Regions from separate parts of the Homo sapiens genome. Here region 2 is linked to region 1. A link is an interaction called in ENCODE POLR2A ChIA-PET data of the cell type or tissue named here. Cell type or tissue: Caco-2. All regions are shown on one strand.

What was found. ChIA-PET counts read pairs that join two places held together with the same protein. Peaks named below come from ENCODE experiments on the same cell type or tissue, not always from the same donor. Only the 100,000 strongest peaks of a DNase experiment are listed, where the experiment ranks them.
Region 2: POLR2A ChIA-PET joins it to region 1 with 6 read pairs; 2 of 35 experiments call an interaction of 5 or more read pairs at or near these places.

What each region holds. Positions count from the first base shown.
Region 1 is chr20:39,041,557-39,045,556 of GRCh38, forward strand. No RefSeq gene overlaps it. Among named protein-coding and RNA genes, the nearest start is that of DHX35, 81 kb to the left of the region's middle. RefSeq lists a silencer at 1,056-1,256. In Caco-2, no CTCF peak of the experiment used is centred here; a DNase peak (open chromatin) is centred at 1,545.
Region 2 is chr20:38,947,462-38,951,461 of GRCh38, forward strand. It overlaps FAM83D (family with sequence similarity 83 member D), which reads left to right. Exons shown (of 4, transcript NM_030919.3): 3 at 415-539. Among named protein-coding and RNA genes, the nearest start is that of DHX35, 13 kb to the right of the region's middle. In Caco-2, no CTCF peak of the experiment used is centred here; no DNase peak of the experiment used is centred here.

The DNA.
Region 1 (4,000 bases):
GATCAGAGCTTCGAGATCAGAGCGTCAGGTCTGAGTGAAAGCTGATAAATTGTTTCTTCACAAGTGTGCTTAGACCCCAGCCCAATTCCCCTTACGTGTTTCCCCAGAACACAGATCTGTGGGGTTGGGATTCTTCCCCAGGCAGGTTGTGGCAGCAGGCATCAATGTCAGCTCACTATGAATTTTCCTGAGTCTTGCAAAAATGAGGAATGTGTAGTAATGAGCATTTTATAAAGCTTAAGTTTATTCTCTATAAAAGACCATCCTTTAGTGTTTTTTATTTTTTATTTTTATTTTTTGAGTCAGAGTCTTGCTCTGTCACCCAGGCTAGAGTGCAGTGGCATGATCTCGGCTCACTGCAACCTCCGCTTCCCGGGTTCAAGCGATTCTCCTGCCTCAGTCTCCCAAGTAGCTGGGATTACAGGCACCTGCCACCACACCCAGCTAATTTTTGTATTTTCAGTGGAGACAGGGTTTCATTGTGTTGGCCAGGCTGGTCTCAAACTCCTGACCTCAAGTGATCTGCCTGCTTTGGCCTCCCAAAGTGCTGGGATTACAGGCATGAGCCACCTTGCCCGGCCATCCTTTAGTCTTTTCTTGGTGCTAAGATGCTTTTAGGAAACAATGGTGATAGTAGATGGTGGTTTTATTTTTTAATGTTTTCTTTGGAAAAATAAAATGTCAACAGTCGTTCATCTATCACCCAATTAAAAACCAATTCAAAATGATGAAACAAAAACTGATGTAATCCTCAAGTCTGGGAACTACTGGGTTGTGGCTGAGTGGGCCGGGCAGGGCATCTGGCAGCATCAGCACCAAGATCATCATTCTGGGAAGTGGATCTGAACTGCCAAGCACCCACCTGGGTTTCAAGTGAACTTTGGCGCCGCTGGAGGACATTTCTATCCCCTGGAAGAATTCGAGTTGGCAAGTCTCAGCCCCATATCCCTTTTTCACCTCAAGATAAGATCAGGTATTTTCCACTCTCCAATGATTCATCTGAATTTTCTCCTCAGCCTTCTAATTTGTGATGAAACAGGATGATGGAACTCTGGATTTCTTGTCAGTTTAATCTGTTTTTTTTTTTCTTTTTTTCTGAGTCATTGGAACTGGAAATAGCCAATCAAATAATTGCACAAACAGCTGGCTACTGTGGATGACCAGGTGGAATTTGCGTGGCAGACGGTCTGGAGAGGGCTTGTCCCTGGGTCCTCACAGTCATTGCTCCCTCCAGCAAGCAAGGATGACACGTTGACGTCTCTGGTGAATCCTGGCAGTGTTCCCTTTTGCACTCTTGGGTGGCATTGGACTTGCTGGAACAGGGCGTCTCCTTGCCTGCTTAAGTGCGGCCAAAGAGATTCCCAGCGCAGCGTTCCCCCAGGCCCTCTGGCACACATGGCCACCGCTCCCACTTGTGGGTTCTCCTGAAGGCAATGAGCAGGCTAGGGAGGCTGGGAGGTTCACAAGGGAGGGGTGGTGCAGGCACAGGATTTAATACCCCAGGATCTCCATAGCCAGGTGAACGACCAGCACAGGCTACTGCCCATGGCTTCTTGACCATGGCCTCATCAGTGGCTCCAAGTATGAACGTCCTAGCCAGGTTCTTTGCTGGCCTCAGCCTGATGGGCGGACCCATATAGGACCCAAAGGTCGCCTGAGTTCCTTTCTGCGTCCCCACCACTGCCATCAGCCTCTACATCGCCCTGGACCCCAGGAGAGCAGGAGCTGGCTGATAAGGCCTTACCAGCTCACCCTCAGGCTGTTTATTTTAGCCTCGTTCTCTGGTTGCTTTTCTTCCCCGCATTTTAGGCTTGTTCTGTTTTCAAGTGCGGTCTTCAGTTTGCTTGGTGTCTGCTGTCCCTGTGTTTTCCCTTTGCTGTTGTTTTTTTGTTTTTCCTCATGGGTATGCCTCACCCCTTTAATCTCCACCTCTCTGACCTCTGCATTATTTTCCTTTTTACTGCGAAGTTTTAAAAAGAATGCAGTCGTGTTTATTTTTAATGCTCTTCAAAAGTATTTTTTCCTCGACATTTATGTTAACGTCTTGGTCTTTTTTGTACTCTGCTTGTTTGTCTAACTATTATTTTGGACATTTGTTGTCGTGGTTCTATAAATATTTTCTTCTGTGATCTTCTTTTGTTTCTTTTTGTTTTGTTTTGATACAGAGTCTCGCTCTGTCACCCAGGCTGGAGTGCAGTGGTGCAATATGGGCTCACTGCTGCCTCGGCCTCCTGGGCTCAAGTGATCCTCCCATCTCAGCCTCCCCGGTAGCTAGTAAAGACGGGGTTTCTTAATGTTGCACAGGCTGGTCTCGAACTCCTGAGCTCTAGTGATCCACCTACCTCGGCCTCCCAAAGTGCTGGGATTACAGGTGTGAGCCACTGTGTCTGGCCTTTTCTGTGATTTTCATCTTCTACTTTAGTGTATTAGTTTAAAACTCAACAGTTGACTTCCCATTTTATTTTACTTCCTTTGCCCCCCTTCTCTTCATTTCTTTTTTTTTTTTTTTTTTTGAGACAGAGTCTCGCTCTGTTGCCCAGGCTGGAGTGCAGTGGCATGATCTGGGCTCACTGCAAGCTCCGCCTCCCGGGTTCACGCCATTCTCCTGCCTCAGCCTCCTGAGTAGCTGGGACTACAGGCACCCGCCACCGTGCCTGCCTAATGTTTTGTATTTTTTAGTAGAGATGGGGTTTCACCGTGGTCTTGATCTCCTGACCTCGTGATCCGCCCGCCTTGGCCTCCCAAAGTGCTGGGATTACAGGCGTGAGCCACCGCACCCGGCCTCTTCATTTCTTATTATGCTTAATTTGCTTTAGTGGTTGGCAAAAGGCCTACCTGTAGGTGTGGGAGCTGGGGGAAGGTATTCCAAACAAAGGATTAAATGTCAGGAATGTACAAGGAGCTCCTATAAATCACCAGTGAAAAGACAACTCCAGCAGAAAAAAATGGGCACAGGGAATGGAAGGCAATGTATAGGGGCAGACCCAACACTCCACCAAACCACTGAAGAGATATTCAAAGTTAGTCATCAGGAAAACACAAGCTAAAGCAACAATTAGACATCACTCTGCACCAATGAGATTAGCAACACAGTGGAAAGGTGGCGGATGGAGATGCGGCGGCCTCTGTGCGCAGCTGGTACGGCAGTCCTGGAGAGCCACCTGGGACTACTCATGTGTGTTCCTGCCCCACAGCCCAGAAACTCTGCTTCTGGGGGTGTGTTCCCAACAAAATTCTCACCCGGGTCCTTAGGAGACACATGTAAGGATGCTTACTGGTGTGATGGATGGGGTGGGGACTAATGTCCATCCCTGGGAGGTGTGCAGGGACAATGTATTGGATGACACTGTGGATCAGTACAGAGCAGGTTCATAGAACACAGACCTGAGAAATAGCTGAGTGGAAGAATTAAGAAACTGCTGTAATCCCAGCACTTTGGGAGGCCGAGGTGGGCAAATCACAAGGTCAAGAGATTGAGACCATCCTGGCCAACATGGTGAAACCCTGTCTCTACTAAAAGTACAAAAACTAGCTGGATGTGGTGGTGTGCACCTGTAGTCCCAGCTACGCGGGAGGCTGAGGCAGGAGAATCACTTGAACCTGGGAGGCTGAGGTTGCAGTGAGCCAAGATCGTGCCACTGCACTCCAGCCTGGCGACAGGGCGAGAGTCTGTCTCAAAAAAAAAAAAAAAAAAAGAAAGAAAAAAAAAAAGAAACTGATGTGATAGTCCTGTTCACGGAGACTAAAACTACATGCACACAAAACCAATACGATTGCAAAAATATGTACAAACAAGATGTGCATCGCAAGTGTTGCCTGTGGGGGTGGGGGTAGGACACAAGGATTGGCAATAAAATAAAATGTAAAATGAAGTAAGATGGGGATAAGGAGCCTCAAGTGTTCATCTGGAGGAGATGTGGATTTTAGGACACATAGCCCTTCTTGTCTAAGGTTTTAGACCTGCTCACCAGTGGCCCCGGGAGGCAGGAGGTTGTGGAGT
Region 2 (4,000 bases), 94 kb before region 1:
TACCTTCTTTCAGACTTTGCTAAAATGTTCTTTATTACTAGCATGTTTTCTTTGATGATTTTATCCCACACATTTTGCTTCAGAATCATTTCTTGGATTCTGTTGTTTAGTATCCCAAAAAGGTTGAGTGTTCTTTTAGAACACATACACGCATGAACTAAGGGTCTCAAAAGTAAATATAAGAAAAGAACAGATGAGAAGATGGACCAAATGTAGAAGTAACATCACTTGAGGCTTGAGAACTGTCTGGCTAGTGTACCATGTATACTGTCACTAAATGGTGACCCTAAGCCACGCATATGCCAATAATTATATCTGGGAATTGTAAACTAAGGCTTTTTGTCCTAACCATTTGCTCAGCAGATGAGTATTGCTGAATTGTTCATTTATATTTCTCCCACTCCCTGCCAACAGTTAATGACAGTTCGGACTATCACAGGAAATATCTACTATGCAAGGTCAGGAACTAAGATTATTGGGAAGGTTCACGAAAAGTTCACGTTGATTGATGGCATCCGCGTGGCAACAGGCTCCTACAGGTAAGTCTCTAACCCGTCCAAGGCTTATTAATCTAAACTCTTCAGAAGAAGCATGTCATGTAAAGGTAAAAGCCTTTTCCTCTCAATGGGAGCCTGTATGGCCATGCATTCTGATATGCGTGCATCTGTGTATAGCAGCTGGTTATCAAAGCCTCCTGTTAGAGGCAGTTTGGGTGGGGGTCACTTCCCCTGTCCTGTAGTCCATAGATTAAAATGCAGAAGTTGAACTTGTATTGAGACAACACAGTCAGCAAGTCCTAGATTTCAAGCCTTGGCCCAGGTCTGCAGGGGACGAACTGGGGGTTAACAGCAACACACAGTCTGGAATCCTGGTTCCTTAGGGATCTGGACCCAGCTTGCCCTGCTCACTTGAAGGTAGGGGCAGTTGCAGGCATCTCCATTAGTGTTGAAGGCAGAGCCAGAGCTGTCAGCTTTAGACTCAAATCCTCCACGTTGCTTCAAGCCTTGTAATTTAGAGCTTTAGTCTAGAAAATACTGATTATGTTTCTGACCCACCTTTGAAGTGTCACATTGGCAATGGCATCTTAAGGTAGAGAGCAGGAAGGTTGAAGAGAGGGTGGGGATAATGAGCGGTTTACATGAATCTCTAGAATTTGTGCCATTTGTACATATGTGGCTCCAATGGTTGTATGTTCTGCCGCCTCTGCGGTAGATTGTCTGATGGTTTGCATGAGGTGTGTCTGTAGAATTTTAAAAAGAAAACCCCATTTTTGAAGAAACACACAACCCTGAGTGATAATTACGTGTCAGCCCTGGGTAAAGGTAGAAATGTGAAGGCTTGTGGAAAATGAGGCAGTAAGATCAAGAAAATCTTGACACCTTTCTTTTTCAACAGTACCCTCATTGCTCAGAACAAAATTTGAACTTTCTTCACCAAAGAGGCTGTGGGAAAAAACAAATTGAACTCTTTTTCTTGGAATTTCCTTTTGTAAGAAGTTTATTAAAAAAATTTGTTTTTAACCTAAGTAGGATTTATCTATATTAACCAAACTTAGCTACAAATGGACTTTTGCTGTTCTAAAATATAAAAACTACCCTCTCCAAATGAAATTGATGACGATGATAGCTTCCATTTGTTGAGGAGGTTTTATAATCTTGGTGTTGGATAGGTGCTTTATTTACATTATCTCATTGAAGGCTTTCTTTTTTTTTTTTTTCGTGATGGAGTCTTGCTCTGTTGCTCAGGCTGGAGTGCAGTGGCGCCATCTTAGCTCATTTCAACTTCTGCCTCTCAGATTCAAGCGATTCCTGTGCCTCAGCCTCCCGAGTAGCTGGGACTACAGGCATGCCACCATGACTGGCTAATTTTTGTATTTTTAGTAGAGATGGTGTTTCGCCACGTTGGCCAGGATGGTCTCAGACTCCTGACCTCAGGTGATCCGCTGGCCTCGGCCTACCAAAGTGCTGGGGTTACAGGTGTGAGCCACTGCGCCCGGCCCAGCCTCATTGAAGGCTTTCAAAAGAATCTTCCTTCTCAGGCTTTGAAGGCAGTTTTCAGGGGGACTTTGCATTAGCCATATCTTGGTTACAGGAGACAGAGTTGACTGTGTTCTATGATCTCTGTTTGAAACCTACTTCTGGTACAAATACCACCATTAGTGGGGTGATGGCAAGTGTCAGCTAACTCTCAAACGTACTGACTCGAAGAACCCGGAAGGAAGCATAGAAAGGTACAGTTGGTTTTCAGTTCATCTTGACGTAGGAGCCACACGCTGATCAGAACACTATATCCTGGTTCTGATGTTTTCGAGTTGACTTTTGTTCTTAGGCAGGCTCTCCCTTTGAAGTCAACGATCCTGGCTTTGTTTATTTTTTGTTTTTGAGACAAAGAGTCTTGCCCAGGCCGGAATGCAGTGGACGATCTCGGCTCACTGCCAAGTTCCGCCTCCTGCGTTTACGTCATTCTCCTGCCTCAGCCTCCCGAGTAGCTGGGACTACAGGCGCCCGCCACCACGCCCAGCTAACTTTTTTTTGTATTTTTAGTAGAGATGGGGTTTCACTATGTTAGCCGGGATGGTCTCAATCTCCTGACCTTGTGATCCGGCCACCTTGGCCTCCCAAAGTGCTGGGATGATAGGCATGAGCCACCGTGCCCAGCCAGATCCTGGCTTTCTTATATGGCCTTTAGTAGCTGTCTCCCAAAGGGTGAAACTCTTTCACTCAGAATTACTATCAATCCCTTCTGTCAGAATCCATTTGATAAAGAAAAAAGAAATCTCTGAAAACTTACTTGGCTCTGGTGGGATCACATGCCCACCCTGAATGAATCCCTGCATCCAAGGGAATAGGATACTCTGGCCAGTGTGGACCACATGCCTGCCCCTATTGTGGTTGGAGAGAGTATGATAATGAAAGCTTTCTGGGGTACAGGTGGGTGTGAGTTCTGCTAGCAGAGGAGGGAGGCGGGGAAGGGACACCGTACAGGCAAGGGCACATGGCCACTAATCAGCTCTAAAATGTTTTGAGCCATGGTGTTTTGTGAAAATGGCAGCACAGCCCCATGACTGTGGGTCCTCCACTGTTAGTGAGGAAGACTACTTCAGCAGCCACAAGGACAAGCTTGAGGGCAGGAAGGCCACTGATGTTGCCACTCAAACAGTAGCAAGGAGCAGGGCATTAGCAATTCATAGGGCCTAGGGTCTGATCTGGAGTCCAGCAGTAGCTCCCCTCTGTGATAATCCCTTTATCTGGTTTCCTTACCTTTAAGATGGGGGTGCTGGCCTAAATAGTTTTCTTACCTTTAAAATGGGGATGCTGGCCTAAATATTTAGAAGCCCTATTTTTTATTTTTAATTAATTTTTTGAGATGGAGTCTCGCCCAGTCATGGAATCTCGCCCAGTCATGGAATGTGCAGTGGTGTGACCTCAGCTTACCGCAACCTCTGCCTCCGGGGTTCAAACAATCCTCCCACCTCAGCCTCCCGAGTAGCTAGGATTACAGTCATGCACCACCACGCCTGGCTAATTTTTTATGTGTTTTTACTGGAGACAGGGTTTCACCATGTTGGCCAGGTTGGTCTTGAACTCCTGACCTCAAAGGATCTGCCCACTTCATCCTCTCAAAGTGCTGGGATTACAGTCATGAGCCACCGCGCCTGGCCCCCTTTCCAGTTTTTAAAAACTCTGAGGCAAGGACCAGGTGAGGTGGCTCACACCTGTAATCCTAGCACTTTGGAAGGATGAGGTGGGAGGACTGCCTGAGCCGAGGAGTTCAAGACCAGCCTGAGCAACATAGCAAGACCCCGTCTCAAAACAAACAAACAAACAAAAAAACCCTCTGAGGCTGAGCATTTAGTGTGTTTGTTAAACAGTTGGCCTTTTTACTTTTATGGTAACACACATAAATGTTATATATGTGTTAAGGCTAGTTAAATACATGCAAATGGTAGGTATGATATCACCAAATTTGTGACCCTTATGTGGTAAGATACCTGTACTAT